Linked DNA regions of Homo sapiens: region 1 is linked to region 2. Evidence: chromatin loops called from intact Hi-C (ENCODE). Cell type or tissue: IMR-90. All regions are shown on one strand. Each heading gives the region's core, and the rest is flanking DNA. Links, peaks and the distances in the headings are about the cores only. Region 1 overlaps SPECC1 (sperm antigen with calponin homology and coiled-coil domains 1). Region 2 overlaps SPECC1 (sperm antigen with calponin homology and coiled-coil domains 1).

The links. Hi-C counts contacts between places; a loop is a spot of excess contacts. Peaks named below come from ENCODE experiments on the same cell type or tissue, not always from the same donor. Only the 100,000 strongest peaks of a DNase experiment are listed, where the experiment ranks them.
Region 1: it touches region 2 in a loop (9-fold over the local background); 73 of 110 quality-filtered maps call a loop at or near these places.

Annotation. Positions count from the first base shown.
Region 1 is chr17:20,314,728-20,329,354 of GRCh38, forward strand. It overlaps SPECC1 (sperm antigen with calponin homology and coiled-coil domains 1), which reads left to right. Exons shown (of 15, transcript NM_001243439.2): 15 at 1-4,299. It also overlaps the pseudogene CCDC144CP and the pseudogene RNU6-467P. Among named protein-coding and RNA genes, the nearest start is that of FAM106B, 95 kb to the right of the region's middle. RefSeq lists an enhancer at 511-1,011. In IMR-90, for the core only: a CTCF peak has its summit at 6,226 (motif pointing left); no DNase peak of the experiment used is centred there; H3K4me3 peaks cover 174 bases.
Region 2 is chr17:20,219,041-20,235,836 of GRCh38, forward strand. It overlaps SPECC1 (sperm antigen with calponin homology and coiled-coil domains 1), which reads left to right. Exons shown (of 15, transcript NM_001243439.2): 5 at 8,373-8,580; 6 at 12,718-12,791; 7 at 13,160-13,365. Among named protein-coding and RNA genes, the nearest start is that of FAM106B, 190 kb to the right of the region's middle. RefSeq lists an enhancer at 12,785-13,285. In IMR-90, for the core only: CTCF peaks have their summits at 5,005 (motif pointing right), 6,878 and 7,899 (motif pointing right); DNase peaks (open chromatin) are centred at 8,001 and 9,141; H3K27ac peaks cover 897 bases.

The DNA of each region.
Region 1 (14,627 bases), core at 2,622-10,621, 95 kb after region 2:
AAACATTTGTTCCAGGGCAACCTGGAAACGTGCGTGCGCACTCAGCCTTTTGGGGAAAAATGGGAGTTCTAGGTAACAATGTTAACACCTGGAACTTGATTCACTTTTAGCTCTCACCATCCCTTATTTGATTTATTGTAGCAAAAGGAAAGCCTGTGAGAATGCAAGGGAGCCCCTGGCTGCTTTGCTGGAGTCCCTGGGAGGTGCCCCACACCTCTGCCACCAAAGTCTGTGTGCTCCTGAGCAGCTCGCGGCTTTCACAGTAGGGAAACCGCAGTCCTCGTCACCTGCGCCTTTGTCCTCCCATTCGTTTACCCTCCCGTTCACATCCACACAGGCTTGTACCCCACAGAACTTGACAGGAGGTCACATGTGTGAATGGCCTGTGTCTGCTTTACAGGGTTGAGCAGGCTGAGGGTGTGTGCCTCTGGGGATGCTGGGCTGACAGCAAATCCCAACAGTATTTCGGCTCTGGACTGATTTGGCCTTTAGTGCTTCCCCAGGCCTCTTTCATCGGCATGGGAAAAGCCCTTAGGGGTGGGCGGTGAGGGCACATTTATAACTAACAAAGAAGAATGCAGTTGCCCCAGCATCCTACTGGTCACCTTAAGTGGCAGCAGAGCCCTCCCCAGCGGTGCCCCAGTCCCTCAGAAGTGCTCAGTCCGGCCCGAGTGCCCATCTGGTGGCTCTGCCGTGTTCTTCTGGGCGGATCTGTGTGCACTACACAGCGAGTGAGGGCGTGGCTCACACAGTTGTTTGAGGGAAATGGGTAATGCCCATCCCTTGCTGTTTTAAGTGCCAAATAGCGTGTTAGCGCCCCTCCAACAAAGGATCATCCTTCCAGTGAGTCACCGAGAATGACAGTGACTGCCATTACTATTCAAAGTACATCTCTGATTGCTGATCTGAGCCACTGGTTCAGAGCCAGGTTCTAGAGGCTGCAGGTCCAGCCCCTTACCATTCCTGGAGAGGTAGGAGCTCAGTCCCTTCCTCCAAGCCAGACCTTTGCAGAGGTGGCAACTGGGCTGCACGGGTCAGCAGATCCCTGATTCTCAAGCCACCTTGAGACAAGAACTCCGCCCCCCTGTTAGTGCATCCCAGCTGCAGCTCTGCATCAGAACCTACAGTGGACCCTTTTGAAAACACTCTTGGCTGCCCTAGTTGGTTAACTTCAGAATGTCTGGAATGGGACCAGAGATGCAGTTCACATGTTTTGTAAGTTCTTTAGGCGACTGAAGCACAGCTGCTTGGAGAACCACTGAGGGGTGGACACCTTCCCCTGGCAGCCACAAGGCAGGCAGCCTGCGGGAGCTCCTGAGCAGCTGTTGGGCGATGGTCATTACATCACCCATGCCTTTGTATTTAAATGAAACTCGACACATAGAACCAATTCAACCTGAAAGTTACTACTTCTGCTGATTCAGGCACTTGTTTGAAGCATTTTTTTTTTATTAACCCTGTACTTCTTCTTTGCCCACCATTAAAGTGGGGGAAAGTAATATCCCAAGTAGTTGAGTTGAGCTGTTGGTTGTTAGATTTAAGCTGGAATTAGTCCAGGGTTTTATGTGGGGAGGCAGTTGCTGTCTTGGGATACCCGGAGTGGGAGTGGGTGTTTTCTGTGATTGGTTCTGTTTTTTATTTTTACTTATTTATTTTGAGATGGAGTTTCATCCTTATTGCCCAGGCTGGAGGGCAATAGCACCGTCTCAGCTCACTGCAACCTCCGCCGCCCGTGTTTAAGCGATTCTCCTGCCTCAGCCTCCCATGTGGCTGGGATTACAGGTGCCCATCACCACACCCAGCTAATGTTTTTGTATTTTTAGTAAAGAGGGGGTTTCACCATGTTGGCCCGGCTGGTCTCGAACTCCTGATGGCAAGGTGATCTGCCTGCCTCAGCCTCCCAAAGTGCTGGGATTACAGGCATGAGCCACTGAGCCCGGCTGTTTTTTTGTGTTTTTTTTGTTGTTGTTTGTTTGTTTTTTTTTTTGAGACAGAGTCTTGCTCTGTCGCCCAGGCTGGAGTGCCAGTGGCGCGATTTCAGCTCACTCAGGAGTGAGCCACCACACCTGGCCTGTGATTGGCTCTATTTTGAGTGATTACGTGTAAATCATCTAGAACCAGCTCTGAGCAATGGCGTTGCGGTGTCCCTCCCTCCCCGCTGGGGCCATACCAGCCCCTCTCCACTGGGAGCCCAAGTTGCCAATGACTGTGGCCAAACTCCCCCATTTTTGTCTGTATCCTGCTCTCTTTAGGTTAAAAAGAAGGAAAGAAACATGAAAGGCCATGTACAATTTATTTTTACAACTCCAGGAGTTTCCCCGACTACCATTTTTTTTTTTTTTATTTGCCAGTGGTGTGCATGTAGAAGAGGAATGCCATGTCCTGTCCATAGAAATACACATGGTGGTCAGGCATGGTGGCTCATGCCTATAATCCCAGCACTTTGGGAGGCTGAGGTGGGAGGATTGCTTGAGCCCAGGAGTTTGAGACCAGCCTGGGCAACATGGCAAGACCTCTGACTCTATAAAAAAATTTTTTTTTTTTTTTTTTTTTGAGAGAGCGTCTCACTTCTCTGTCACCCAGGCTAGAGTAGTGTGATCTTGGCTTATTACAACTTCCGCCTCCCAGGTTCAAGAGATTCTCCTGCCTTAGCCTCCTAAGTAGCTGGGATTATAGGCACATGCCACCATGCCTGGCATATTTTTGTATTTTTAGTAGAAACAGTTTCACCATGTTGGCCAGGCTGGTCTTGAACTCCTGACCTCAAGTGATAAGCCTGCCTCAACCTCCCAAAGTGCTGGGACTACAGGGGTAAGCCACCGCGCCTGGCCCAAAATTTTGTTTTTTAATTAGCTGGGTACAATGATAGGCACCTGTAATCTCAGCTGCTTGGGAGGCTGAGGTGGGAGCATCACTTGAGCCCAGGAGTTTGAGGCTGCAGTAAGCTGTGTTTGTGCCACTGCACTCTGGCCTGGGCCAAAGAGCAAGACCCTGTCACACACACACACAAAAAAAAGAAATACAGGTGGTGTTTTGGGGAAGGGAAGGTTCTGCTGGGGTCCTGGAACTGTGACTGATGGCCTCAGGAGTCCAGGAATAGGCCTTCTAGCACAGCAGCTAGTAGGGCTCCCCCAAGCCATCCGCTGGCGTGTGGAGGTGCAGGACCTGGGGGAGGCAGTCCCCAACCCAGCTAGGCCAAGGGGTAGGGTTTTTAGGTCTGTTTTTAACAGAGCTCAGAGCACCAGGTGAAGGTGGAAAGTTGGCAGGAAAACAAGGTCAGCATCTTATTTTTTCTATACTCAGCAGAGTGTGCCATTCCCAGTTTCTGTCCTGAGGATTTCAAAGACCACAACAGCCACATTTCTTTCCATCTTCCCTCAGCCAGTAGTCATTTAAAATTCTTCAGTTGTTCTGAAGATCCTTTTTTTAATGTATCATTTTTACATGAAAGACAGCTGCAAAATGCAAGCCCCAGTAGAGTTGGAGAGTTTTTCAAGGTGAGAAGTCGCTGTTCTCTGCATTGAACATGGATTGAATTTTCCTTGTCTGATGGTAACCCATGGCCCCCGCCCTGCGGGGATAACATTCTCAGGAGCTTCTCTTGTCCTAGCCCCTTCTCATTTCAAAAATATTAGTCTTTTATTTTCCTTTTTCATTCAGTTTTTGTTTTACAGCTTTTGTAGAGACCAACCCAAGTAGATGCAGGTGGGTGTTAGATAAAAACACACATCCCCAGGGGACAAGCCATCCAGCGGTGAGGAATCTCTGCCATGTTCTCTTCCCTGCTGCCCACAAACGTTACGGAGACTCCCTTAGCCTCCCCCTCCTCTTCCCCACTGAGGGGCAGCTTGTGGAGATGGAGGACTCGGGCCCATAGATGCAGACCCCCTACCAAATCTAGCAATAGTTCTCACCCTTCCAAAGCTCGAGTGCCATTTTGAGATGACCTACCAATGACATGCAGTAAAGGACATAACCTCACAGCCTTTTTAGAAGCATTTCGAATATCTACAGTTGCCTCAATTCACGGGGCATTTCACTCCTCTGATCCAGGTTAGAATTTTGCTAAATCTGTAGCATCCTGAATAGCACACTAATTTTTTTTTTTAGCACACTAACTTTAACTACATTAGTTGAGTGTAGTTGATACATCTGTGGCCTCGTGTCTATAAAGAGCACACTAGATTGTACCCAGCACTTTTGGATATGACATGCTAATTAGATGTATTTAACTATTCATAGGAAAGTGTATGATAAATGACTGTAATATTTCTAATAAATATATTTTGTTTCTAATTATTTTTTTCTCACTGACATTTATCAATATTTTTTCAAAGTGCCACCCTTAAACTGAGTCTGTTTTCAGACCAGCATCTTCATGCATATATCCTTGTCGGGTCACAGTCTCCACTGCAGCTGCTCTTGCGGGTGGTGCTGGAATTTTCCACAGAGGACTGGGCTCCTGCTGGTTCCTCCGCTGCCCGTGTGCAGCTTTCTTGCTCAGGCCACAGGCTTACGTGAAGATCACCCTTCAAGGCCTACCCAGGACACTGCTGAGCTGTGCAGATGTGCACACGATATGTGCAATGTGTGACTAAATGCCAACTGAGACCCCAGAAACCACTCGCAGGGGGAATTATGCCAAGATTGAGGAGGCAGGGTGAAGATACTTTTTTTCTTTTTCTGGTTTTTTTTTTTTTTTGAGATGGAGTCTAGCCCTGTCGCCAGGCTGGAGTACAGTGGCACGATCTTGACTCACTGCAACCTCCGCCTCCCGGGTTCAAGCGATTCTTTTGTCTCAGCCTCCCGAGTAGCTGGGACTACAGGCACGTGCCACCACGCCCAACTAATTTTTGTATTTTTAGTAGAGAACAAGGGGTCACCATGTTAGCCAGGATGGTCTTGATCTCTTGACCTCATGATCTACCCGCCTCTGCCTCCCAAAGTGCTGGGATTACAGGTGGGAGCCACTGCGCCCGGCCACAGATATTTTGTAAATGATTGCTTCCTTACCCCTTCCTAGTTCATGTTTTCTTAAACATAGTTACATTTCTTCTTTGCTATACTAAAAATCCCTAATTTTAGTTGGTCAGAGAGAGGGATTTGAGACTGAGCTCCCATCTCCTCGGCTGCAGCATCTGATTAAAGCCTTCTTCCTTTGCAATACTCATCTCAGTGGTTGGCTTTCTGTGGGTGAGCAGCGCAGGATCTAGGCTGAAGCCCTGAGGCTTCAGTGACAAAATCTGTTTTTCATAATGCGATCTGTCTTAATTGTCCTCAAGAATTAGTATTTGAGTGCTCTCTAGATTCTTCTTTGTCACCCTTCCTTCCTTCCTTCCTTCCTTTCTTCCTTCTTTTCTTCTCTTTCCTTCGTTCTCTCCTGCCTTCTTTCTTTTTTTGAGACGGAGTCTTGCTCTGTCGCCCAGGCTGGAGTTTGGTGGCACGATATCAGCTCACTGCAACATCCACCTCCCGGGTTCAAGCGATTCTCCTGTCTCAGCCTCTGGAGTAGCTGGGACTACAGGCGCGCACCACCACGCCCAACTAATTTTTGTATTTTTAGTAGAGACAGGGTTTCACCATGTTGGCCAGGCTGGCCTCAAACTCCTGACCTCAAGTGATCTGCCCGCCTCAACCTCCCAAAGTGCTGGGATTACAGGTGTGAGCCACCGCGCCCGGCCGTCACTTTTCTTCAATCTCACTGGTGCTCGCGGGCTGAAGGGTCAGGACGGACTAGAGGCGAGCAATCCCGGTGGCACCAGGCATTCCCCGACCTGCCCGGGTCGCCAGCTGCACGGACCCTGGGCAGATGCGCGCAGCGGCTGCGGCACAGGGCGGGGAGCGGCTGCTCGGCCCCATCCTAAGGCAGCAGAATGCCCAGAGCTGGTCCCTGGCTCCAGGCGCAGGCCGAGTAGCAGCTGGGCGGGCAGCGGCGTCGGGCAGGCCCTTCCAGCCGGGCTGACAGGCCGCTCTGACCCAGCCATCAGACTCCGCTTGCGTCCTGGCAGCGCGGACCCTAGGGCAACTTCGCTGCAGTGGCCAAGCCGGGGGCGGAACTGGCCCATACCCCTGAACCGAGCAAGCCTAGGAGCAGGTGCGCCGGCGGCGCTGTGAAGCGGCACTCATGACAGGCAGGCTGGGCGCCGCCACCCCGAAACCTCCGAGGGAGGACCAGCCAGCCCAGGTTGGCGCTGGAGCTGCAGCGCCACCTGCAGGCCAAGAAGTCTTTTTCTGGGAGGCTGGAGCTGCAGCGCCACCTGCAGGCCAAGGAGTCTTTTTCTGGGAGGCTGGAGCTGCAGCGCGACGTGCAGGCCAAGGAGTCTTTTTCTGGGAGGCTGGAGCTGCAGTTGCAGTGAAGTCACAGGTTCCGTGACGTCACAGGTGGGCAGGCGCACTAGTCTGTAACGGATTGGCTTGGCCTTACCCGCGAGGCTTTGCAGTGGCTGCTTGGCTTGGCAGTGGTCGCTTGGCTTGGCGTGGCAGTGATCGCTTGGCTTGGCATTTCTGGCTTAGCGGTCCTCCTTTCGCAGATTGGAAACCGCGGGCTATCCTGCTGGGAGGTTGTGGCCGAGGCAGTAGCTCGCTACTGATGGTCTCCTGGGGTGGAGAAAAGCGGGGAGGGGCTGAGGGGTCTCCGAAGCCGGCAGTCTACGCCACGAGGAAAACCGGTAGCGTCAGGAGCCAGGAGGACCAGTGGTACTTGGGCTACCCGGGGGACCAGTGGTCCTCGGGCTTCTCCTACAGCTGGTGGAAAAACAGCGTCGGCAGCGAGAGCAAGCACGGTGAGGGCGCCTTAGACCAGCCCCAGCACGATGTCCGCCTGGAAGATCTTGGCGAGCTCCACAGAGCTGCCCGGTCGGGCGACGTCCCTGGGGTGGAGCACGTCTTGGTTCCTGGAGACACTGGCGTGGACAAGAGGGATAGGAAGAAGAGGTAATGGCCAGGCGAAGGATGCGGGCGCGCCGTCCTGTCGGGGACACTGGCTTTCTGGTGCCCGCAGGCCCCACGGCACCCGGGATGGGGAAACGTCAGAGGGGTCAGGGGCCCAGGCCTCTTAGTGAGACGGGATCAAATATAAAGGATTATTACTATTGCAAAAGTGTTGGTCTACTTTACAGGAGTTTTCTTTAAAAATATTGCACTTCCCAACTGTGTTTATCCATTTTCTCAATTTATTCATCAAACATAAGGGCCGGGCGCGGTGGCTCACGCCTGTAATACCAGCACTTTGGGAGGCCGAGGCGGGCGGATCACGAGGTCAGGAGATCGAGACCACGGTGAAACCCCGTCTCTACTAAAAATACAAAAAATTAGCCGGGCGCAGTGGCGGGCGCCTGTAGTCCCAGCTACTCGGGAGGCTGAGGCAGGAGAATGGCGTGAACCCAGAAGGCGGAGCTTGCAGTGAGCGGAGATCGCGCCACAGCACTCCCGCCTGGGCGACAGAACGAGACTCCGTCTCAAAAAAAAAAAAAAAAAAACATAAACTGAATACCTATTATACAGCAGACATATTCTACTGTCGCTCAGGTTCCTTCCATCCTTAAGAACTTCATGTTGGCCGGGCTCGGTGGCTCATGCCTGTAATCCCAGCACTTTGGGAGGCCGAGGAGGGCAGATCACGAGGTCAGAAGTTCGAGACCAGCCTGACCGACATGGTGAAACCCCGCATGTTATGCTTTTGTCTCAGCCTAGACTTAGCTAAAACCTTCATGACAAATTATCCTTTAGGCCCTCGGGGTTCAGTTCAAATAATGTTGCAGAAAGAGATGAGTTTCCTTTTCTCATTGCTACCAGATCTGTATGCTGAGGACCCTTTTCTTAGATCGTGGAATGTCCCATATTATCCTTTCCCAGATTTGTGGCAGGAAGCCATCACCAGAATTCTGAGTCTCAAGCATGTTAGTTGGATTTAACAGAGCTAAGTCTCATCCATGACTCATGAATATCCATGTATAAAATGAGAGCTTTGGCAGGGTGCAGTGGCTCATGCCTGTAATCCCAGCAATTTGGGAGGCTAAGGTGGGCGGATCACGAGGTCAGGTGATTGAGAGCATCCTGGCTAACACGGTGAAACCCCGTCACTACTAAAAAATACAAAAAAAAATAGCCGGGCGTGGTGGTGGGTGCCTGTAGTCCCAGCTACTCAGGAGGCTAAGGCAGGAGAATGGCATGAACCCGGGAGGCGGAGCTTGCAGTGAGCCGAGATCGCGCCACTGCACTCCAGCCTGGGTGACAGAGCGAGACTCAGTCTAAAACAAACAAACAAACAAAACTTGCTTCAGCAGCAAACATATACTAAAATTGGAACAAAATGGAGAGAAATTAGCATGGCCCCTGCCTGCATAAGGATGATGCACAGATTTTTGAAGTGGTCCATATTTTGCGCAGTCACTAGAAGTTCATTTGACTATTTGCTGACTAGTTCCAAAGACAGTGTGAGTCAAAGCAAACTGGGTATCACCTAATATTAAAATTGTGATTTTTCACTACAAAAATATGCAGTAAGGTGATCAATGGAGCTGAGTAACACGTGGGATGTTGTGTGCAAATATATTGTCAGTATGTATCTCAGAAATGAGAGAATGTCAACTTGCATGTCTTTCATGGAACTGAAAAAAAAAAGTAGAATTTTGTTTTCCATGTCAGTTGGAGATGAACATGGGGATTGAGCATCCTTCTAACAAAGATCTGCCGATTCAGAGTTTGAGTCTGTATGGAACAGTAGTCCAAGCTAGGTCTTGACATCTATTAGCTTTCTCCCCTTGGCGTGATTGATGAGCTCAGTAATAGTGGACAGTGTTGCTATCTAGTTTGATGAAATAATATATTTATAAGTAAATTTAGTTACAAACTATGAACTAGCTGTGATGCCCCAAATTATAAGCCACAAAGAATAGAACTAATAAAACTAGAACTTAATAACAGTTTTGGAAAACTGCAACATTTGAATATTAGAACCTCTGGAAAAAATACACATTGGGTTTTATTTGTGATTCCAAAACCATTTCCGCAATAAAGCTCAAGAACAAATTATTTCATTGCTTCACTGTTTCTCTGAGCATTTACAAAACGTTTTCTTGTTAAATCTTTAACAACCTAGTGAAATAAGGCAGTAAAATCCGTGCTTTTTAGAAGAATACATTGAGCCTAAGAGAAGCAACTTGTCAGAGAATAAATAGCTGCTGGTAATAGAGCTAGGATGCTTTCCATTATGCCAAGCTAATGTGAGTTAATTTACTGAACTATACTCCCTTCAATTCATGAGTACTTCATCTTTTTTTCTTCTTCAGAAGCTTAAAGAGAAGTTGGTAGAACTCACAAATTGAAGTATATGGGATAATTAAAGTTCTGATATTAACTCTGATATTGTTTGAAATACTCTAAAAATTTAATATATTTGGTATTTTTCATTTGTTTTAAAATAGTAATTTCATTTATTACATTTTTATCCATAGCATTCAGCAACTAGTTCCTGAATATAAGGAAAAACAGACACCTGAAAGTCTTCCTCAAAATAACAATCCAGGTAAGACTTCTGATAGTGAATTATTTTTGGTGGTCCTACCATAGGTAAAAAAGAAGTAAGAGTCAGGAAGTTTTGATCATGAAAGAGCAGTTTTAAAAAATCTTTATTTCTTTGTTGATAGGTTAGATTTCTTGGTAGGTTAGATGTCACAATTATTTAAAAAGTTAATTATAGGTCATTTATTTTTTCAAACAATCTGGTCTGAAAAAAAATTAATTATAGTCCCTAAAATCCTATGTGATATTTTTGTATAAATAAGAAAAAGATTTTTTTTTTTTTTTGAGACAGAGTCTCGCTGTTGCCCAGGCTGGAGTGCAGTGGCACGATCTCGGCTCACTGCAGGCTCCACCCCCTGGGGTTCATGCCATTCTCTTGCCTCAGCCTGCAGAGTAGCTGGGACTACAGGCGCCCGCCACCCCGCCTGGCTAATTTTTTGTATTTTTAGTAGAGACGGGGTTTCACCATGTTAGCCAGGATGGTCTCGATCTCCTGACCTCGTGATCCATCTGCCTCGACCTCCCAAAGTGCTGGGATTACAGGCGTGAGCCACCGCGCCCGGCCAAGAAAAAGATATTTTTGAGTTAGTAAGTTGTATGTTTTCTTTATAGTCACATTATAATGAATTAGACTTATTATGAAATTGGAACTTCTATTTAATTTTTAAAATAAATGACTTATGTTTAGTAAATGAATATCAATCACAATTGACCCTTAACAATGTGGAATTTAGGGATGCTTGATTCCCTCTGCAGTCAAACATCTGTGTATAACTTTTGACTCCCCCAAGAACGTAACTACTAATAGCTAACTGTTGACCAGCAGCCTTATTGATAACATAAATAGTCAATTAAGATATGTTTGGTATGGTATATGTATTAATATGCTGTATTCTTACAATAAAGGAAGCTAGGAAAATAAACTGTTAAGAAAATCATAAGGCAGAAAAAATACGCTTACTGTTCATTAAATGCAAGTGGATCATTATATAACTCTTCATCATAGTCTTCAAGTTGAGCAGGCTAAGGAGAAGGAGGAAGAGGAAGATTGGTCTTCGCTGTCTCAGGTGGTAGAAGTGGGAGAAAATCTGCTCATAAGTAGACCCCTGCAGTTCAAATCCGTGTTGTTCAAAGGCTAACTATATTACATAGTGATTTGTGTCACTAAAAGAAATTAGTTTCAAAACTGGAAACTCAGCAATACCTTTCTGGCACCATAAACAAATAGCAATAAGAACTGTGAAATGGCCAGGTGTGCTGCCCACACCTGTAGTCCCAGCAAGTTGGGAGGCCTAGGTGGGAGGATCGCTTGTGTCCAGAAGTTCCAGACCAGCCTGGGTGACATAGTGAGACCACATCTCTACAAAAGCAAATACAAAATTAGCTGGGTGTTTTGGTGCACACCTGTAATCCCAGCTACTTGGGAGACTGAGATGGGAGGATCGCTTGAGCCTGGGAGTCAAGGCTGTAGTGAGCTGTGATCATGATCACAACCTGGATGACAGAGTGAGACCCTGTCTCAGAAAAAAACAAAAACAAAAACACAAACAAAACCCTGCCAAACATACCCAATGTGCACTAATACTAATGGGAAATTATTTTTCAAAGATACCTTCTGAGTGCAGAAGTCAGAAAAGCAATTCCTTGTTGAGAAGAACAGGTCATGTTACATACTTATAAACCAACAAGGTGTCGCTATTATTGACTTTCCCCCAATTTGAAATCGAATGAGGTATATTTACTTCATTAGAACAAGATGTGTTTTTCTACCTGCTGGTTAATTGCTATGTTAACAGTAATTTTGTTAGAACAAGATATGCAGTTACCATTAGCCAAAAGATTATCATAATAAATATTCAAATAGCCCAACTCTAGGCTCAACAAATTATAATGAAAGTATAAAAATGTTTCACAATAACAAAAAATGCTTCTGTGCTTCCAAGATGTTATGCCTAATGCATTGGACAATCTGAACTGTAAGAGGACACCTTTAATTTAGTACATATTAATCAAAGAACTTCTCTAAGTTAGGTTTTGCACGTTATGGGAGACAAACATGAAATAGACATAGTTTTGGTCTTTGAGGTGCTCATAATAGAATAGAGCTTTCTCTATTTAATTTCTGTGTTTTTTTCAACAGAATTTTCAAGGAAATCATTTATTCATTTGTCCACTTCACAAATAATTATCAAATGTCTTTTAGTACTAAGCATTTTTTTTCTAATGTTACAGAATACAGACATTTAAAAATACTGTTGGGGCCAGCACAGTGGTGCATGCCTGTAATCTCACCACTTTGGGAGGCTGAGATGGGAGGATCACTTGAGCCCAGAAGTTCGAGACCAGCCCGGGCAACATGACAAGACCTCATCTCTACTAAATTTTTAAAAAAACAATAAAACATTAGCTGGGCATGGTGCCAGGTGCCTGTACTTCCAGCTACTTGGGAGGCTGAGGTGGGAGGATTGCTTGAGCCTGGGTGTTTGAGGCTACAGTGAGCTATGATCATGCCACTGCACTCGTGTCTGGGTAACAGAGTGAGACCCTGTCTCAAAAAAGAAAAAAAACAAACCAACAAAACCCAGGAGCTTGTTATTATCATTGTCACTTTAATTATTTGATGAATTATTTATTCAGTGCCTACTACTGTGTTAGATGCCCTCTGGAACCGTATAGTGATCATTTATTATGTTAAATATGTGCCAGACACTTTATGTGGTGAGGAATGAAAGCTGTAAAAAAGTGAGTAAGATTTAAGGTAGGCATGAAGAGTGAGTAGAACTTTTCTAGGTAAAGAGGCAGAAGGATGATGTGGGCAGAAGATTGTGTGTTTCACAGAAGGAGCAGCGAGTGCAAAAGTAAGATGCTTGAGTGAACTTTGCAGGGTTTATGAGCAGTTCAGTTTTGCCAGTGCAAAACATATGAGATGTGAATGGTTGGGAATGAAGTGAATACCTAAGGCAAGCTCATGACAGACTTTTTTTTGAGACAGAGTCTCACTCTGTCACCCAGGCTGGAGTGCAGTGGCGTTCTCTTGGCTCACTGCAACCTCCGCCTCCTGAGTTCAAGTGATTCTCGTGCCTCAGCCTCCCAGGTAGCTGGGATTACAGGCGCCAGCCACCATGCCCAGCTGATTTTTGTATTTTCAGTAGAGACAGGGTTTCGGCATGTTTGACAGGCTGGTCTCAAACTCCTGACCTCAAGTGATCCACCCACCTTGGCCTCTCAAGTGCTGGGATTACAGACGTGAGCCACCACTCCCTGCCCAGACTTTTTAATACTATAGAAATGAGTAGATCTCGGGCCGGGCATGGTGGCTTATGCCTATAATCCCAGCATTTTGGGAGGCCAAGGAGGGCAGATCACAAGGTCAGGAGATTGAGACCATCCTGGCCAACATGGTGAAACCTGTCTCTACTAAAAATACACATGAAAAATTAGCTGGACATGGTGGAGCGTGCCTATGGTCCCAGCTACTCAGGAGGCTGAGGCAGGAGAATCACTTGAACCTTGGAGGCAGAGGCTGCAGTGAGCCAAGATCGCACCACTGCACTGCAGCCTGAGTGACAGAGCAAGACTCTGTCTCAAAAAAAAAAAAGAAAGAAAAGAAAAAGAAAAAAAGAAATGAGTAGAACTTTTCCTGTAGGCCATGGGAAATTTACCAGGTGGAATGCATTGGGCTGTAAATACTAGGTGACCTAACTAACAATGGCTAAAACAGTAGGGACCAGAGTTATTTTGATGGTTCAGTGATAACACGATGTTTTGTTCATGTCTGTTTTCATGGCTGACTAATTAGCAACAGCTCCAAACATCATGGTCTCACCGACAATATCTGAAGGCTGAAAGGGTGGCTTTTCTTTACATGTTTCTTTTAGTTAGGGAGAAGACTCAGAAGGGTGCAGTTGACTTCCTGTAACATTTTATTGGCTGGGTCCTACCACATGCTCATTCCTAAACCAGGCACTGGGGAAGCAAATGTAATTACTATGATGAGCTTAGAATAATCATTTCTTCTTTTGGAGTGGGGAGGGCTATTGGCATGATAAATATCCAAATAGATTCGTGTTTCTCCAGCAAGACAGAACAGGGAATCGCTATTGGGTAGGGAGACAGCAATGTTTACTGTAGGAACACATTGGAGTGGGGAGTCACATGATTAGATTTGAGTATTAGGGCAATCTGGTTATGGTATAAAGCAGGGATTGGCAAGCATTTTCTGTACAGGGCTTTTTCATGTGGTCTGTCATTCCTACTCAACCCTACCATTGAAGTATGAAAACAGTCATAAAAAGGCAAGCAAATACACATGACTGAGCTCCGGTAAAACTTTATTTACAAAACTATAAGGCAGACTGGATTTGCTCCATGGCCTGTAGTTTGCTGACCCCTCATATGGAGAGCAGCTGGAAGATAACCACATAAAGAGACAGGGAAACAAAAGAAACATTTGCATTTATCAGAGCTATAGTTTCCTTGTGCTGTCCTCAGACTAGTGTCAGTCTGTTGTGAGGTTTTCACCCATCCATGGTGAAATCACTAAGGTTAAGGAGCTCAGTTATTCATTTAAAAATGTTGGTCTTTTTCTTGGCATGATGCCTTTTTCATTTATTTTACTTAAACTTTTTTTAATTTAAGAAATAACATTAATAGTTGTTTTTTCCCTATAAAAGCCACTACTTAAGAGCCCATGTTTAACTAGGAAATATAAACATAAAATAAACGTGTCACAGTGGAAATATAAAGCAGATGCAGAAAAGAGGTACAGTTAATATGATTTAGTGATTGTTGAATGTAAAAAGATAGGGGATAGGGAGAAATCTCAGATGATTCTCAGGTTTCTGGCTTGTGCCCTAGCATTTAACCTGGACACGAGGGAGTAGGCAGTTTTCAGGTGTATAGAGGAGAGCAGCAGGTCAGCAGTCACGACTAACAGTTTTCTCTGCATTGCTGAGTTTACTGAAATGTCCATGTGGGATATTTTCAGTAGGTAATTGGATAAATTTTTATGGCTGGAGATGGAGCTCTGAGGTTGGAGTTGCAGACTTGGAATAACTGAGGCAAAGTTGTAGATCTGAGTGAGCTTGTCCATGATGGGAAAGGTA
Region 2 (16,796 bases), core at 3,761-11,760:
ATTTGTCTGTTGATGGATACTTAGGTTGATTCCAAGTCTTGGCTATTGTAAATAGTGCTGCAATAAACTTGGTGAGTGCAGATATCTCTTTGATAGACTAATTTCCTTTCTTTTGGGTGTATACCCAGCAGTGTGATTGCTGGATCATATGGTAGTTCTATTTTTAGTTTTTTTGAGGGACTTCTGTACTGTTTTCCATAGTGGCTGTACTAATTTACTTTCCCGCCAACAGTGTACAAGGGTCTGCTTTTCTCTGCATCTTCCCCAGCATTTGTCATTCATGACTTTTGAATAAAAGTCATGACTTTTGGATAAAAGCCATTTTAATTGGGGTGAGATGGTATCTCATTGTAGTTTTGACTTGCATTTGCATTTCTCTGATGATCAGTGACATTCAGTATGTTTTCATGTTTCTGTTTGCCATTTGTATGTCTTTAAAGAATGTCTAGTAAGATCTTTTGCCCACTGTTTAATCAGACTACTAGATTTTTTTCCCCCATTGAATTGTTTAAGCTCCTTATATATTCTGGTTATTAATTCCTTATCGGATGGGTAGTTTGCAAGTATTTTCTCCCATTCTGTGGGCTGTCTCTTCACTTTGTTGATTGTTTCCTTTGCTGTGCAGAAGCTTTTTAACTTGATGTGATCTCATAGGTTCATTTTTGTTTTGGTATTCTGTGCTTTTGGGCTATTACTCAAGAAATCATTGCCCAGATCAATGTCCTGGAGAGTTTCCCCAATGTTGTTGGTTTTTTAGTAGTTTTCATAGTTTGAGGTCTTAGATGTAAGTCTTTAATCCTTTTGATATGATTTTTGTATATGGGGGGGGTGTCTAGTTTCATTCTTCTGCTCATGGATATCCAGTTTTCCTAGCACCATTTACTGAAGAGACTGTCTTTTCCTCAATATATGTTCTTGGCACCTTTGTCGAAAATGAGTTCATGTAGATGTATGGATTTATTCCTGGATTCTCTATTCTATTTCATTATTCTATGTGTCTGTTTTTATGCCAGTACCATGCTGTTTGGGTTACTATGGCTCTGTAGTATAATTTGAAGTCAGATAATGTGATTCTTCCAGTTTTGTTCTTTTTGCTCAGGATGGCTTTGGCTATTCTGGGTCTTTTGTGGTTCCATATGACTTTTAGGATTTAAAAAAAATTATAAAGAATGTCATTGGTATTTTGATAGGGATTGCTTTGACTGTTTAGATTGCTTTGGGTAGTGTGGACATTTTAACATATTGACTTATCCAGTCTCTACACATAGAGTGTCTTTATTTTTGTGTGTGTGTTTTCTTCCATTTCTGGTGTCAATATTTTATAGTTTTCATTGTAGAGATCTTTCACTTCTTTGATTAAGTTTATTCCTACTTTATTCTACTCACAGCTACTATAAATGGGATTACTTTCTTGATTCCTTTTTCAGATTGTTCACTGTTGGCATATAAAAATGCTACTGATTTTTGCATGTTGATTTTGTATCCTGCAACTTCACTGAATTTATCAGTTCTTAATAGTTTTTTTTTTTTTTTTTTTTGTGGAGGCTAGTTTTTTCCAGATATCAAGTCATATCATCTGCAAACCAGGATAATTTGACTTCTTCCTTTCCAATTTGGATGCCCTTTATTTCTTTCCCTTGTCTGATTGCTTTAGCTGGGACTTCCAGTACTGTGTGTGAATAACAGTGGTGACAGTGGGCATCCTTATCCTGTTCCAGATCTTAGAGGAAAAGCTTTCAGTTTTTCTCCATTCATATGATACTAGGTGTGGGTCTGTTGTATATGGCTTTTATTATGTTGAGATATGTTCCTTCTGTACCCAGTTTATTGACAGTTTTTATCATGAAGGGATGTTGCATTTTCTCAAATGTTTTTTCAGCATCAGTTGAAATGACCATATGGTTTTTACCTTTCATTTGGTTGATACCACATTGCATATGTCAAACCACCTTTGCATCCCTAGGATAAATCCCACTTGGTCATGATGAATAATCTTTTAAATATTTTGTTGAATTTGGTTTGCTAGGATTTTGTTGAGGATTTTTGCATCAATGTTCACCAGGGATATTGGCCTATAGTTTTCTTTTTTTCATGTATCTTTCTTTGTCTGGTTTTGTTATCAGGATAATACTGCTTTCAGAATTGGTTTGGAAACATTCCCTTCTCTTCTATTTCTTGGAATAGTTTGAATAGGATTGGTATTTTTCTTTAAATGTTTGGTAAATTTCAGCAGTGAAACCATTGGGTCCTGGGCATTTCTTTGCTGGGGGACTTTTTATTCTGGCTTTTATCTCGTTACTTGTTACCGGTCTGTTCAGGTTTTGGATTTCTTCATGATTCAATCTTGTTAGGTTGTATGTGTCTAGGAATTTATCCATTTCTTCTAGGTTTTCCAATTTATTGGCATATAGTTGCTCATAGTAGTCTCTAATGATCCTTTGAATTTCGGTAGTATTGGTTGCAATATCTCCTTTTTTATCTTTGATTTTATTTAATTGGGTCTTCTCTTTTTCATAGTCTGGCCAAAGTTTTGTCAATTTTGTTTATCTTTTCAAAAACCAACTTTTTGTTTGTTGATCTTTTGTATTTTTTTCATTAAAATTTCATTTATTTCTGCTTTGATCTTTATTGTTTCTTCTCATTTTGGGTTTCATTTGCTCTTGCTTTTCTGGTTATTTAAGATGCATTGTTTGTTTATTTGAAGTTTTTCTCTGTTTTTGATGTAGGCGCTGATTGCTGTAAGATTTCCTCTTAGTACTGCTTTTGCTGTATCTCATAAGCTTTGGTATGTTGTGTTTCCATTTTCATTTGTTTTAAGACATTTTAATTTTTTCTTCTTAATTCCTTCATTGACCCACTGGTCATTCAGGAGTGTATTACTTAATTTCCATGTATTCGTATAATTTCCAAAGTTCCTCTTTGTGATTTCTAGTTTTATTCCATGGTGGTCAGAGAAGATACCTGATATGATTTCAGTTTTTTTTTTTTTTTTTAAGTTTTAGGAGTTACAGGGCCAGGCGTGGTGGTTCAAGCCTGTAATCCCAGCGCTTTGGGAGGCCGAGGCGGGCACATCACCTGAGGTCAGGAGTTTGAGACCAGCCTGGCCAACATGGAGAAACCCTGTCTCTACTAAAAATACAAAATTAGCTGGGTGTGGTGGCATGCACCTGTAGTCCCAGCTACTTGGGAGACTGAGACAGGAAAATTGCTTGAACCCAGGAGGCGGAGGTTGCAAGTGAAGCGAGATCGCACCACCACACTCCAGCCTGGGAGACAGAGCGAGATTGTGTCTCGAAAAAAAAAAGTTTCAGGAATTATTTTGTGGCCTAACATGTGGTCTCTCCTTGAGAAGAATCATGTGCTGAGGAAAAGAGTGTGTATTCTGCAGCCATTAGATGAAATGTTCTGTAAAGGTCTGTTAGTTCCATTTGTTTTGTTTTATAGTGCAGATTAAGTCTGATATTTCTTTGTTGATTTTCTGTCTTATTAACTTTTTGTTGTTGTCTGTTGTTTCTATTTACAGCTTATTATACCATGTCTTGAAAAGTTGTAGTTATTTCTCTTGATAGATTCATCTTTTAGTCTTTCTGTTTAAGATACGAGTAGTTGACACATCACAATTAGTGTTAAAATATTCTGTATTTGTCTGTGTACTTGCTGTTACCAATGAGTTTTGTATGTTCAGATGATTTCTTTTTGTTTGTTAATGTCCTTTTCTTTCAGATCAAAGAACTCCCATTTGCATTTCTTGTCTGCTGTTGATGAAATTTCTTAGGTTTTGTTTGTCTGGGAAAGTCTCTATTTCTCTGTCATGTTTGACATTTTTTCCTTCAGTACTTTAAATATGGCATGCCTCTCTCTCCCTGGCCTGTAAGGTTTCCACTGAGAAGTCTGCTCCTTTGTTTCTTTTTTCTTGCTGCTTCTAGGATCTTTTCATTATCTTTGCCTTTTGGGAATTTGTTTATTAAAATGTCTTACTTGGGCAAAGTCTGCTTGGTGTTCTATAACCTATTGTACTTGAGTATTAATATTTTTCTCTAGATTTGGGAAGTTCTCTGTTGTTATCCCTTTGAATAAACTTTCTACCCCAATCTCTCTCTCTACCTCCTCTTTAAAGCCAATAACTTACTAGATTTGCGCTTTTTTTAGACTGTTTTGTAGATCTTGTATGTGTGCTTTATTTTTTTTAAATTTTGTCTCCTCTGTATATTTTCAATTAGCCTGTCTTCAAGCTCACTAATTTTTCTTCTGTTTGGTCAGTTCTGCTGTTGAGACTCTGATGCATTCTTCAGTATGTCATAAACTTTTAGCTCCATAATTTCTGCTTTATTTTTAAAAAATTATTTCAATCTCGGCCGGGTGCGGTGGCTCATGCCTGTAATCCCAGCACTTTGGGAGGCCGGAGTGGGCAGATCACGAGGTCAGGAGTTTGAGACCAGCCTGACCAACATGGTGAAACCCGTCTCTACTAAAAATACAAAAATTAGCCGGGCGTGGTAGCGCCTGCCTGTAATCCCAGCTACTCAGGAGGCTGAGGCAGGAGAATCGCTTGAACCTGGGAGGCAGAGGTTGCAGTGAGCCGAGAAAGTACCACTGCACTCCAGCCTGGGCGACAGAGCAAGACTTTGTCTCAAAAAAAAAAAAAAATTATTTCAATCTCTTTATTAAATATATCGAAAGGATTCTAAATTCTTTCGCTGTGTTATCTTGAATTTCATTGAGCTTCCTCAAAACAGCTATTTTGAATTTTCTGTCTGAAAGATCACATCTCTGTCACTCTGGGATTGGTCACTGGTGTCTTATTTACTTCATTTGATGAGGTCATGTTTTACTGGATGGTCTTGATGCTTGTGGATGTTCATAGATGTCTGGGCATGGAAGAGTCCGGTATTTATTCAGTCTTCACAGTCTGGGCTTGTTTGTACTTGTCTTTCTTGAGAAGACTTTCCAGATATTCAAAGGGAATTGAGTGTTAGGATCTAAGCCTTTGGTCACTGCAGCTGTGTCCGCATTAGGGGGCACCACAAGCCCAGTAATGCTGTGATTCTTGCAGACTCATTGAGGTATCACCTTGGTGATCCTAGATAAGATCTAGGAGAATTTCCCGGTTTATGAGGCAGAGTCTCTTGTTCCTTTTCCTTACTTTCCCCTAAACACACAGAGTCTCTCTCTTCATGCTGAGCTGCCTGGAGTTGGAGCAGGGGTGATGCACTTCTGTGGCTACCACTACTGGGACTGTGCTGGGTCAGACCTGAAGCCAGCCCAGCACTGGGTCTCAGTCAAAACTTGTGGTGACTATTGCCTGGCTACTGCTGATGTTTATTCAAGGCCCAAGGGCCGTTTAATTAGCAGATGGGGAATCTAGCCAGGCTTGTATCTTTCCCTTCAGGGTGATGGGTTCCCTTCTAGCCCAGAGTGGGTCTAGAAATGCTACTTGGGAGCTGGGGCCTGGAGTCAGCAGCTTTAGCAGTCTGCTTGGTTCTTTATTTTATTGTGGCTGAGCTGGTATCCAAGTTGGAAGACAAAGCCCTTTACCCTTCCCTCTCCTTTTCTCAAGCCAAAGGGATCTCTGCCAGTGGCCACCGCCACCCCAAGCCTGTGGCAGCACCACTGATGTTTATTCAGGGCCCAAGTTCTCTTTAGTCAGCAGGTCTGGATCTCTCCCTTCAGGTCCACGGTGGGTCTAGAAATGCTGTCCAGGAACTAAGGCCTAGATGGGGGACTTTAGGAGCCTGCTTGGTGCTTTATTTTACTGTGGCTGAGCTGTGCCCAAGTTGCAAGATGAAGTCCCCTTTACTCTTCCCTCTGCTTTCCTCAAGCAGAAGGGATCTCTCCCTGTGGCCACCACAGCTGGGAATGCACTGGGTCACACCTGAAGCCGGTACAGTGTGTGGCCCATGATGAGTACTGTGTGGGTACCACTGATGTTTAATCAAAGCCCAAGGACTCTTTGGTCAGCAGGTGATGAATGCTGCCAGGACTGGGTCCTTCCTTTCATGACAGTGGGTTTCCTTCTGGTCCAGGCTATGTCTAGAAATGTTATCTGGGAGCTAGGACCCGGAATGGGGGCTTCAGGAATCTGCTTAGTGCTTTATTTTACTGTGGCTGAGCTGGTATCCAAGTTGCAAGACAAAGTCCTCTTTACTCTTCCCTCTCCGCCCAGAGCTGTGAGCTGTGCTGCCTGGGGTTGGGGGAAGAGTGGTGCAAGCACTCCCTTGGCTGCTCCAGGTGGTGTCTCACTGGGTCATGTGCACTCCAAGTCCACTGTCTGAGCCCAGCACAGCACCAGGACTTGCCCAGAAATTGCAGCCCTTGTGGCCTAGCCTCTTTCAGATTTACTTAGGACTCCAAAGTGCTTTAGCCCACAGAGGTAGGGCTTGCCAGAACTCAGATTCTCACTGGAATGGAAGATTCCCCTCTGGCTAGGGCTGGTCTAAATGCTCCTTTTATGGGTGCTGGCTGAATTCTGTCCTGTGTTGCTTTCTGCTGTGATGGGACAGCACCAAATTCCAATGCAATCTCACAATCATTGTGCTTTCCCTCCCCCGGGGTGCACAGATGCTGTCTCTCTACCATGTGGTTGCTGCCAAGGGATGAGGGAGAGGGGATGTTGGAGAGTCAAGACGGTCTTTCCTCCCCTCTCCGGTGCATCTTTCCTTGATATGATGTGTTAAAACCAGGCACTGTGATCGTTCATCTGATTTTTGGTTCTTATGAAGATGCTTTCTTACGTGGATAGCAGTTCCATTTGGTGTTCCTGCAGGGAAGCCATTGCTGGAGGATCCTTTTTGGCCATGTTGTTCTGTCTCCAGGTCTCTCCTCCTTTCCTTATCCTTTGTCACAATTTCCCAGTGAATGATCCTGCAGTGCTGCCTCCCAGTGTTCATTCAATCATTCATCAAATATTCATTAAATGCCTCCTGTGTGTGATGCTGTGTAGATACTAGGGGTGCAATGGTGAATTAAACAGACAAGGTCCCTATTCCCATAGAGCTTATAGCCAGAAGGTTTTGCACATGAAATGTAATTGGAAAAAAATTTCATTTCATACAAAGAAACCCCACCCCCAGCGCCAGATTACCTGGTAAATATACAGCTATTTAGTAATGTTAATTAAAGGACTGTAGAAAAGGGACAATGATGTTTATTGCAGCATTTTTGTAATAATAAAATAATATAGTCAAACAGTGGAATACTATGCACCAATTAAAGTAATGACTTAGCATGATGTGTATCAGTGTGGATACATTTCAAAAACACAGTTAAAATGCAGGAGCATAGTAAGCATAGTATTGTAGAGGACAAAGCATATTACCATGTTATAAATGCAGAATAATACAGATACAGTATAATCCACTGCAAAAGCACAATATAGTGTAGCATTGTGTAAAAGGACAATACTATGTATTGTCATGGACACATGCATATATAGTAAAAGTGAAAAACCATTCAAGGATTGACCACATACCAATTTTAGGATAATGCTTATTACTCTCTGAGGTAGGAGGGAAGATTGAGGTTTTAAAAAATTCTTATTAAAGTAAAAAGATTTTGCAAATGTGACAACATTTAACCATTGTTAAGTCTGTTTGGTGCATGATTATTATTTTTGGTGCTTTTCTGTGTATTTAAAATGTTTAACAATTAAAAAATTGAACAGATGAAGCGATTGTGCCGTGCCACTTTTCTGCTTCTGTGTATGTACGTTTTTGTGTGCCTTCCGCCGACATTCTCTATCACATTTTTGCTGTGATAGAGCATGAATGTGATAGAGAATCTTTAGAGTTTCCTCTAAAGAAGCATTGCAGCCCCAAGTATCTTATCTCTAAGGGAACCTGGGGGTGTGCAGATTAGCCTGGCTTCAGGGTTGTTGTTCACAGCTCAGCAGCAGAGGGCGCTGCTCCATAGCAGATGTGCGGTGGGGGTGGCCACACCAGGCAGCTCTCTTGGTGCAGGGCCAGTGCCTCCCAGGGAAGCACTGCTCTCCCAGGGAAGCACTGCTCTCCCCAGCTGTGGGAAAGAGGAATATTTAAGTACGTGCAGATTCCCTCCTGCTTGTAGGAGGGGGCACAGAATCCAGCCATTTGGAAGCATACATCGTGTTTCTCTGACTATTCACAGCCTTGGCTGTTTCTGAGGCTAAGAATGCAAGAAACAGCACATGCCAAGGGCGTCTTTGCTACTATGTCCGTGAGCCTGCTGCTGACTTGTGGGGAGCTTTTCGTAATGTTTTATTTTAGATTGAAGAGGTTCATGTTCAGGTTTGTTACATGGGTATATTGCATCATGGTGGGGCTTGGCCTTCTAGTGTACAGATCACTGTGGGAATTTTTTTGTTGTTAACTGACCAAGGAACCTTCCTTTTATTTTAGGTGGAAAAGGATTATTCATACCTGAAGGAGATATGTGATCACCAAGCCGAACAGCTGAGCAGAACCAGCCTAAAGCTGCAAGAAAAAGCATCAGAGAGTGATGCAGAGATCAAAGACATGAAAGAAACCATATTTGAATTGGAAGATCAGGTGGAACAGCACCGGGCTGTCAAGTTACACAATAATCAACTCATCAGTGAGCTAGAAAGTAAGTGGGGTCTGCCAGGCATGGTGGCTCACACCTATAATCCCAGCACTTTGGGAGGCTGAGGCAGGAGGATCACCTGAGGTCAGAAGTTCGAGACCCAGCCTGACCAACATGGTGAAACCCTGTCTCTACTAAAAATACAAAATTAGCCGGGCGTGGTGGTGGGCGCCTGTAATCCCAGCTACTCAGGAGGCTGAGGCAGGAGAATCACTTGAACGCAGGAGGCGGAGGTTGCAGTGAGCCGAGATTGCGCCACTGCAAAAGAAAGCAAATGAGGTCAAGCCCAGGAGAAATGTGGAATGGAGCTGAGTAGGACACTAAAGAAACCAGCAGCAGTGGGTGACGAGGGGGGGTGGGTTTGACTGTATGTTGGCTGGGGTTTATGAAGTCTCTCATTTGAGTGCGCTGTAATCTCCTAGGAAGAATGTCACCTAAGAAACAATCATTAATCTCCAGTTTAAAAACTAGAGATTAAGAGATCAATGATCATAGCAGTTGAAAACTGGGATGACAGAAGAACAGGCTGTTGAACATGAGTCAGCAGTGTGTAGGTGATTGCGAAAAATAGAAATGCTTTTCATTTTGTTTTTTTTAAGAAGTCTTGCTCTATCACCCTGGCTGGAGTGCAGTGGTGCAGTTGTAGCTCACTGCAGCCTCAAACTCCTGGGCTCAGGTGATCCTCCTGGCCTCTCAAAGCACTGGGATTACAGGTGTGAGCCACCGTATTGAGCTGCAAATGTTTTTTGGCTGTGCTGGATGTGTTTTGTGTGAGCCATGCTACTGCTGCTGTCTCCAGGCAGCCTGATCAGCTTGAAGGCCACATGTTAGGATACTTTAGCTGTGACTGTGAGAGTTCACAGGGACCCTTCCTAAGGATATTTTGCAGGGTAGGAGAAGGTTATTCAGAAGAAATTGCTTGCCAGTCATCAAGTACTGACACTGTGTTATCTCTTGTATCTGACAGAGATGGATGATAGGTATCAGAGTGGATGAACAATGTGTGCTCTTGGTCTAAGGGAGAAAACAATTCCCGCATGTGTCCCATTGGTGGTAGGATATCAAGTAACTTCTAGATGTTTGCCACTTAGTTGCTGAAGAGACATCAGCATATGGCTTATTTATGAACTCATAGTTTGCTTTGAATTGGGAAAGAAATTTTTAAAAGAGATTAAACATTACCTTCTTTGTCCAAATAAGCCTTACCAAATTATCACATCTAATGTGTTTTCTTTTGTAACAAAAGATTTAATGCACAAAGCATTTAGTCACACCAGCCATTACTAAGAATAGCTTGGTCAGTTGCCTGAGAAGTTCCTTACCCCATGCAGTCGATCCTCCTTATTCACAGATTTCACATTGGTGAATTCATCTGCTTGATAAAACGTATTTTAACCCCAAAACCAATACACAGAGCACTTCCACAGTCATTTTCAGACATGCACAGAGAAGTGAAAAGGTTGTGTCATCCAGTGCTTATGTTCCCAACTCGGGTCAGACAGAGACACTTGGCCTTCTCATACTGTACATGTGTCTTTTTTACAGTCTGCTTAATACCATGCTTTTAACATTTTTGTGCTTTTGTTTTTGGTGACTTTGCTATTTAAAATGGCCCTGAGTGCAGTGCTGTCCACTGTCCCCAAGCACAGTGAGGTTGAGACGCACCTACAGAGAAAACACGTGTATTAGGGAAGCTTCATGCAGACGCAAGCTCTTGTCCCGTTGTGCGTGAGTTCGGTGTTATTGAATCAACAAAGCGCATCAGGCTAAGTGCAGTGACCTCATCCCTGTAATCTCAGCACTTTGGGAGACTGAGGCAGGAGGATCGATTGAGCCCAGGAGTTCGAGACCAGCCTGGGCAACATAGTGAGACCCTGTCTTGACAAAAAAATAAAATAAAATAAAAACTAGCCACGTGTGGTGGCGCATGCCTTTAGTCCCAGCTTCTCTGGAGGCTGAGGTGGGAGGATCCCTTGAGCCTGAAAGGCTGAGACTGCAGTGAACCAAGATTGTGCCACTGCACTCCAGCCTGGGCAATAGAGCAAGACTGCATCTCTAAAAAAATAAAAAAACCAAACCAAACAAAAAAGCCCAATACGGTGCATCAGAGAAAGGGAGAAGTTTGACAATATGTATATAAGGCTGCCCTGAGACATGCTAAAGCGATGTGCTAAAGCAGCCAAATTCATGGATTTGTGAGATGACAGCCAGTTTTAAAAAGCTGTGGGCAATATTGTTGTGTGGCTGAAAACCAAAGCAATATTTGTTCACATCACCCAGGGTCAGGAAAATGTTAACCCCTTCTTGGCTAGTGCTGGTTGGCTCCCAAGTTTCAAAAGGCCATAAAGTGTGAGAAAGGTTAACCTTGCAGGCAGGGGAGGTTCTGCAGATCAGGAGGCTGAAGAAGAATTTAAAAATACTTGCTAAGTGTTATTCAGGAAGAGGAAAAAAGGAAAGAGTGGGTTTCCATGGTTGATGAGCCTGGCTTGTTTATAGAGACATTGGCAGATACGTCTATATAATGCAAATGGCATTTTAGTTGATGAGAATGTTGTGACCAGAGGCTTGCAGGAACCTAACCTGTATTTTTCCTAGAGACAATAGTTCGGTGTTTGCTGATTTGGTGTGCATGGCAACTCTCTGCAACTACCATGATTATTAGAATTGACTATGTATTTCAGACATTGACTAGTTGGTTAGAGTGACAGTTGACAGCACCTGCCCCATTTCTCCTTGAACATGACATGTAGTAGAACTGCAGAACCTCAGCGTTCAGTGTCAGTGCCATCCAGGCTGTTCTCAGGATACAACTGAAAACCTGGACGCCATCATCATCAGTGTATCCTTCCAAACCCAGCACCATGATTGAGAAGAAAAGTCAAGACAAGTTCTGTTTTGTTTTTGTTTTTGTGATATTTTGCTGTTGAAAATAGGGTTGTATTGTCCCTAAATCCTTAAAAGTCAGCACAGACACACTAAGAAAACCAGTGTATAATTAATGTCCACAGCAAAATTTAGACACATGCCTGTGGTTATATCATCATATATCCAAGACTGACAACAATGCAAGCCATCTTTTGAAAAACTTTTAAACTTTTTAAAAGGATATTGAGGTATTGTTAAGATATGTTTTTGCACAGAGACCTAGGGACACATAAATCCAGCCTAGACCAATCACTTCTTCCTATAAGATCCTGATGGGAAAGGAATGGACTGGAAAATAAAAGGAAGTTAGGGAGTGTTTTCTACTGTGCAGCATTGATTCCAGACACAAACTCTCAGTCCCACTAGAACTAGAACTGCTGGGGTAGGACCTGCCCACAGCATCTTTTTAGCCTACTCTGGTGATTCTGATTTGCATCCTTCATAGAAAGCTAATGCTCTAGGTTAGAGCATGAGGACCTATTGAGGAATTTCAGCTCAGTGACTGACACCATCAGATTTAAATTTGAATGACTCTGATAGCCAGATGGAGAGAATTGGAGGCAAGGAGAACAAGGGGCTGCAGGTGTCCTTAAGTAGGGAGAGGCAGGCAACCACCTGGGAAGATGTTAAATGCACACATCCCCGGGTTCTGTCTGCCCTTGGAGATTCTGCCTCCAGGTGTCTGGAGTGTGGGACTAGAACATCGGTGCTTTTGAAAAGCTTCACCAGTGATTTAGAGGCTTAACTGTGATTGAGACCCATGACTCTAGAAAGTGCTTTACAAATCACAGGAGGAATAAGCATTCATGTGCTCTGTTATGTGAAAGCCTCTATCTCACAGCAATAAAGGACACTTAGGACGATTGTGTGTGAGTGCGAGGGAGGCCGGACTCGGTATGCAAGTGTGCATGGCCATGGAGGCCTCTTCCCGTAGTGCTGCTATTTGGTTGTGCATTCTGTCTGCTGAGACTGTAACCTCAATACACATCACATATTTTCCAGATCATCCTGTTCTTTATCTCAGAGGAGGCTCTTGTGTCCATTCCCTGGTTTACAGGGTAAATTGAAATTGCTAAAAGTTGCATTTAGAGTAGAATGGATGGATTTGGATGCCTGTTGTGGCATCTGGAGCTGCCCCTTTCTTTGCTACCTAGCGTGTCTTCTCTTAAGAGTCTCACAGCTTTTCTAAGCCCTGTCTGAATTATTTATTTCTAGGTAGTGTGATCAAGCTGGAGGAACAGAAGTCAGACCTGGAGAGGCAGCTGAAGACTCTGACCAAGCAGATGAAGGTGAGATGCGGGTGGGAGCCTTCACCACCATCTTCCTATGAATTACCCGCTCCGAGGTGTGGATCACTCTCTCTATCCTGCTTTCTCTTGGAACGTTTCCACGGCATGGTGGGCCCTGGAACTGTAAATTCTTGTTGGCAGGAAGTAAAATCAAAGGAGTCATTTGGTGTCAGGATGGAGAATTCTCATAACCTGAAGGTGTAATTCCACCAGTGCCTTTTCCTAGCAGTGAGCCACCGTGTAAGCAGGGCCTCACCAAGCACTGATGGCATTTTTTTCTTGGTGACCAACACGGGGACTCTGGGGTCCCTGCCCAGGCACTGGCCCTGGCAGGCGTCTGACATAAGGATGGGCTCTGACATTTTCAGGAGGAGACCGAGGAATGGAGGCGGTTCCAGGCGGATCTGCAGACCGCAGTGGTGGTGGCCAATGACATCAAGTGTGAGGCCCAGCAGGAGCTGCGCACCGTGAAGAGGAAACTGCTGGAGGAGGAGGAGAAGAATGCCCGGTTGCAGAAGGAGCTGGGGGATGTGCAGGGCCACGGCAGGGTGGTCACCAGCAGAGCCGCCCCTCCGTGAGTCTGGTGGGCACCAGGGCCGTGCTTGCTTCTCAATCACTATGTATGGGGCTCCCTGGTGGGGATGGGACTCTTCATGTCTGTGCCAGGTTCTGCTATTTCCTTTCTGAGATCACCCTGAATTACTAGCACCACCTTACCACTAGGAACATTCTGTACAGTACCCAGTCCCTGCCATGCTGCAGCATAAGAGGCTGCTAAGCTCCTCACTTACATATGAAGGGCCAGTTCTAGCCAAGTATCCTGCTAGGCTTAAAGAATAGAAGTCCTGTCTAGAATGCTCCCTGAATCTTAGTATTTATTAATGCAGGGGAGTGCACACTAATAAATACGAATCCACCACCTTGTACAGGTCACTCCCATGCAGTGGGAGAAGCTGGAATCACTCCCAAGGGGAGGAGCCGCCGGAGAAGGACACATTCCTCTGGGCCCAAGGATGTGCCTGCTTATTGAGAACACCCATGAGCTACGTCAAAAGGCCTTGACATAACCTATTTTATTAAAAAAGGATGAGAGTAGAAAACATGCATTTGGCTGATGTGTGACATTCCCTTCTGCTCTTGATGGGGAGAAGCACACAGTGTATCAGCCCAGGGAGCTCTACTAACAGTGACATTTAAGAGGAAGGTATTCCCAAAGTGAATGCAATGTTAATTATTATCTGAAATTTAGATGGTTTACAGACAAATTTATAAACAGCATTTTTTGCTTTAGCTAATATTATATTTACCCAATGAGGAATCAGTGTCCTTAACTTTGAGATTCTTGGATATTAGGAAATGATTTTGAATTTTTAGGTGTCTCTCAAATATCAAACATAGTCTTTTTAGATCAAATTTCCTGGGTTTTGAATGTTGATCAGGTGGCCCTAGTGTTTACATGTTTCCAAGATCAGTGGCTAGCTCCTGAGCCTTTTGATCTGATGTTTGGTTATCATGAATTTCATGACATTGGAAAGAGGAGATTTTTCAGAATTCAGCTGTGATTCTCCTGTCAATTCTGCTCCAAGTAATTCCTTATTTCTTTGTTTATAACTTTTACATAAAATGGCCTTTGGGGAAGGATGAAGATCAGATATAGCTAGCTCCACAATTCACTGTTGAAAAATCAATATCGAGATCATTATTTTATTTAGTTATTTATTTTTAGAGATGGGGGTCTCACTATGTTGCCCAGGCTGGACTCGAACTACTGAGCCCAGGAGATTCTTCTGCCTCAGCCTTCTGACTAACTAGGACTACACATGCGCCAGACAAGGTCATTACTTTATAGACAGAGCTCTCCCTCTGGACACCAAAGGATGTGAATTTTAAGTGGAGGTAGAGGGAGAATAGGAAAACTAGGTTTCACAGTGTTCCCTACTGAAACAGTAGTGAGGCCGTTCTGGGTGGCCTCTGTGTCTGCTTTTGTTTCGTTTGCCTCTGTCTTGCTTCCCTATTGTCTGTCATTGGAAGAAAATCCGAGTCAGAACTTGTGTTGCTTCACATGTACGTTATTTTAATGATAAATGGTAAAAGACAAGTCCTGAGTTTCTATGGTGGCCCTGAATAGGTTCTTGTATGAGATGCTGTGTTTCTTACGTATACTCTGAGACACAGGCCAGGTTCTTCTATGAGATGCCATGTTTCTTATGTATATTCTGAGACACAGGCCAGACCATGCAGCGTGAACCCTGATATTCTAGGAAATCTCCGCATACGTCCTGCCAGTTTAGGACTCCCTATGCTGCATCCTGCATCTTCAATCTTAACGTCACGTTTTTTTTTAAGCACAGAATGTTTCTTTTTTGATTTTCCAGTGATTTGCAAACCTACCTCCCAATCTAACAGTTTAATCCCTTCTCAAAAAACATTTCAAAATTTTAGAATGGACACCAATGAGAACATGTCATGGTACTGAAATCAGGCATCAGAACGTTTCTGTCTGTCAGTGCATTTGGCAGGAAGTCAGACAAGTGCCGGAGATGCTGGTTTCTTGTCTGATTTTGCACTTCTCTGGCAAGCTGCCCCTTGTAAAGAGTTGACTATATGGCAGTTAGTTGCTGGTGGTTCAGCCACTTCCAGCACCTACCCCATGAGCAAGACTTGAAACCAACTCACACCCTCAAAGCTCCGGAAGCCACCTAGTGTTTCCATCTTGACTGAATGAGTTCTTGATTGAAACTCAGTTTGACTTTGACAGTCATCTAGTGAGAACTCAAAAGTCATTCTTGGTTCAGCCACAGCCAAAGAACTTGCAGAGCATTCTCTGACGAGGTCCTCAAGGACAACTGAGAGAAGGTAAGATCACCCAAAAAGCACCTGGATCCAGACATGAGATTACCTGGTTCTTAAGCTCTGTTTGCGTCCGTGGGCACTCACAGGGTTGGTTGCAGCCAGGCTGATAAGCACGAGATGAAGCACCTGGGCAGAAATGCAAACCAGCATTCATTGCTGGAACTCAGTAACTAAACAGTGGGATATTATCTAACTCATCCATGATCTTCGGTCCTGTTACACTTTCACAGATATTTTTATTTCAGAGTCAGAATAACTGATGTTAAGGTATGTGGGGAAGGAAGGCGGTAGCCTCATCTTTGCAGTCAACCAGCAATATCTCATTCCCAGTGTCATGTTTGCAGCCAACCAGTAACATCTCATTCTCAGCCCTGCCTCTTGCCTCTGTTAAAAGAGGTGGGAAGAGGGGGTCGTTTTTGAGGTCTCTTTAAGCTCTGCTGTTCTCTGGACTGGTTGGTTAGCTGACCTTTCCCTGGTGGGAGAGTAAGAAACTCCAGTGCCAGCCTTAGAGTTATTCTGGTGCAATGCCTTGAACCTCTTTGACACAGTGGCATCTCCATATCTTAGTTGTGGCTTGGGAGCCTGCTCTTTCTCTTCCAGAAATGTGAACAAGCCAGTGTGTTTTTAGGGACCTAAAAGTGATCTGTTTCATTGGACACATATAATGTAATAGATGAAAAGATAATAACTTTTTCAGCTCTGGCTCCTCCCAGTTTTGAAAACTACCAATTGAGAAAAAGGCTTTGAAATGAAAACTCTCACTGAAATGAACCCGTCACATCTTTTTCCTGAAAAGTTGAGTCCTGGGACCTGGCAAAAACAGAAAAAACACAGGCAGCTCAATGTAATGATATATTGTGCCGCATACAAGCTTTCTAATGAAAGACATGGTTCGTGAGCAGTGCATGGCACAGGCTTCTCAAGCAGCATCAGGGAAAGACCTCTGTGTTTGTGGCATTTGTTCCTCTTGTTCTGAAACAGCAAATGCCATTACTTTTAGGGTGACTTATCTGATTCTTACTGTGTCTGTCATATAACACCAATAAACATCCATGGAAAACGTCTTTAAAAGAGATAATTAAACACACTTAATATCTGTGCCTAATTAATGCTGTTGGTTTCTAAATAGAATGTCTGTGATTCGAATGTGTT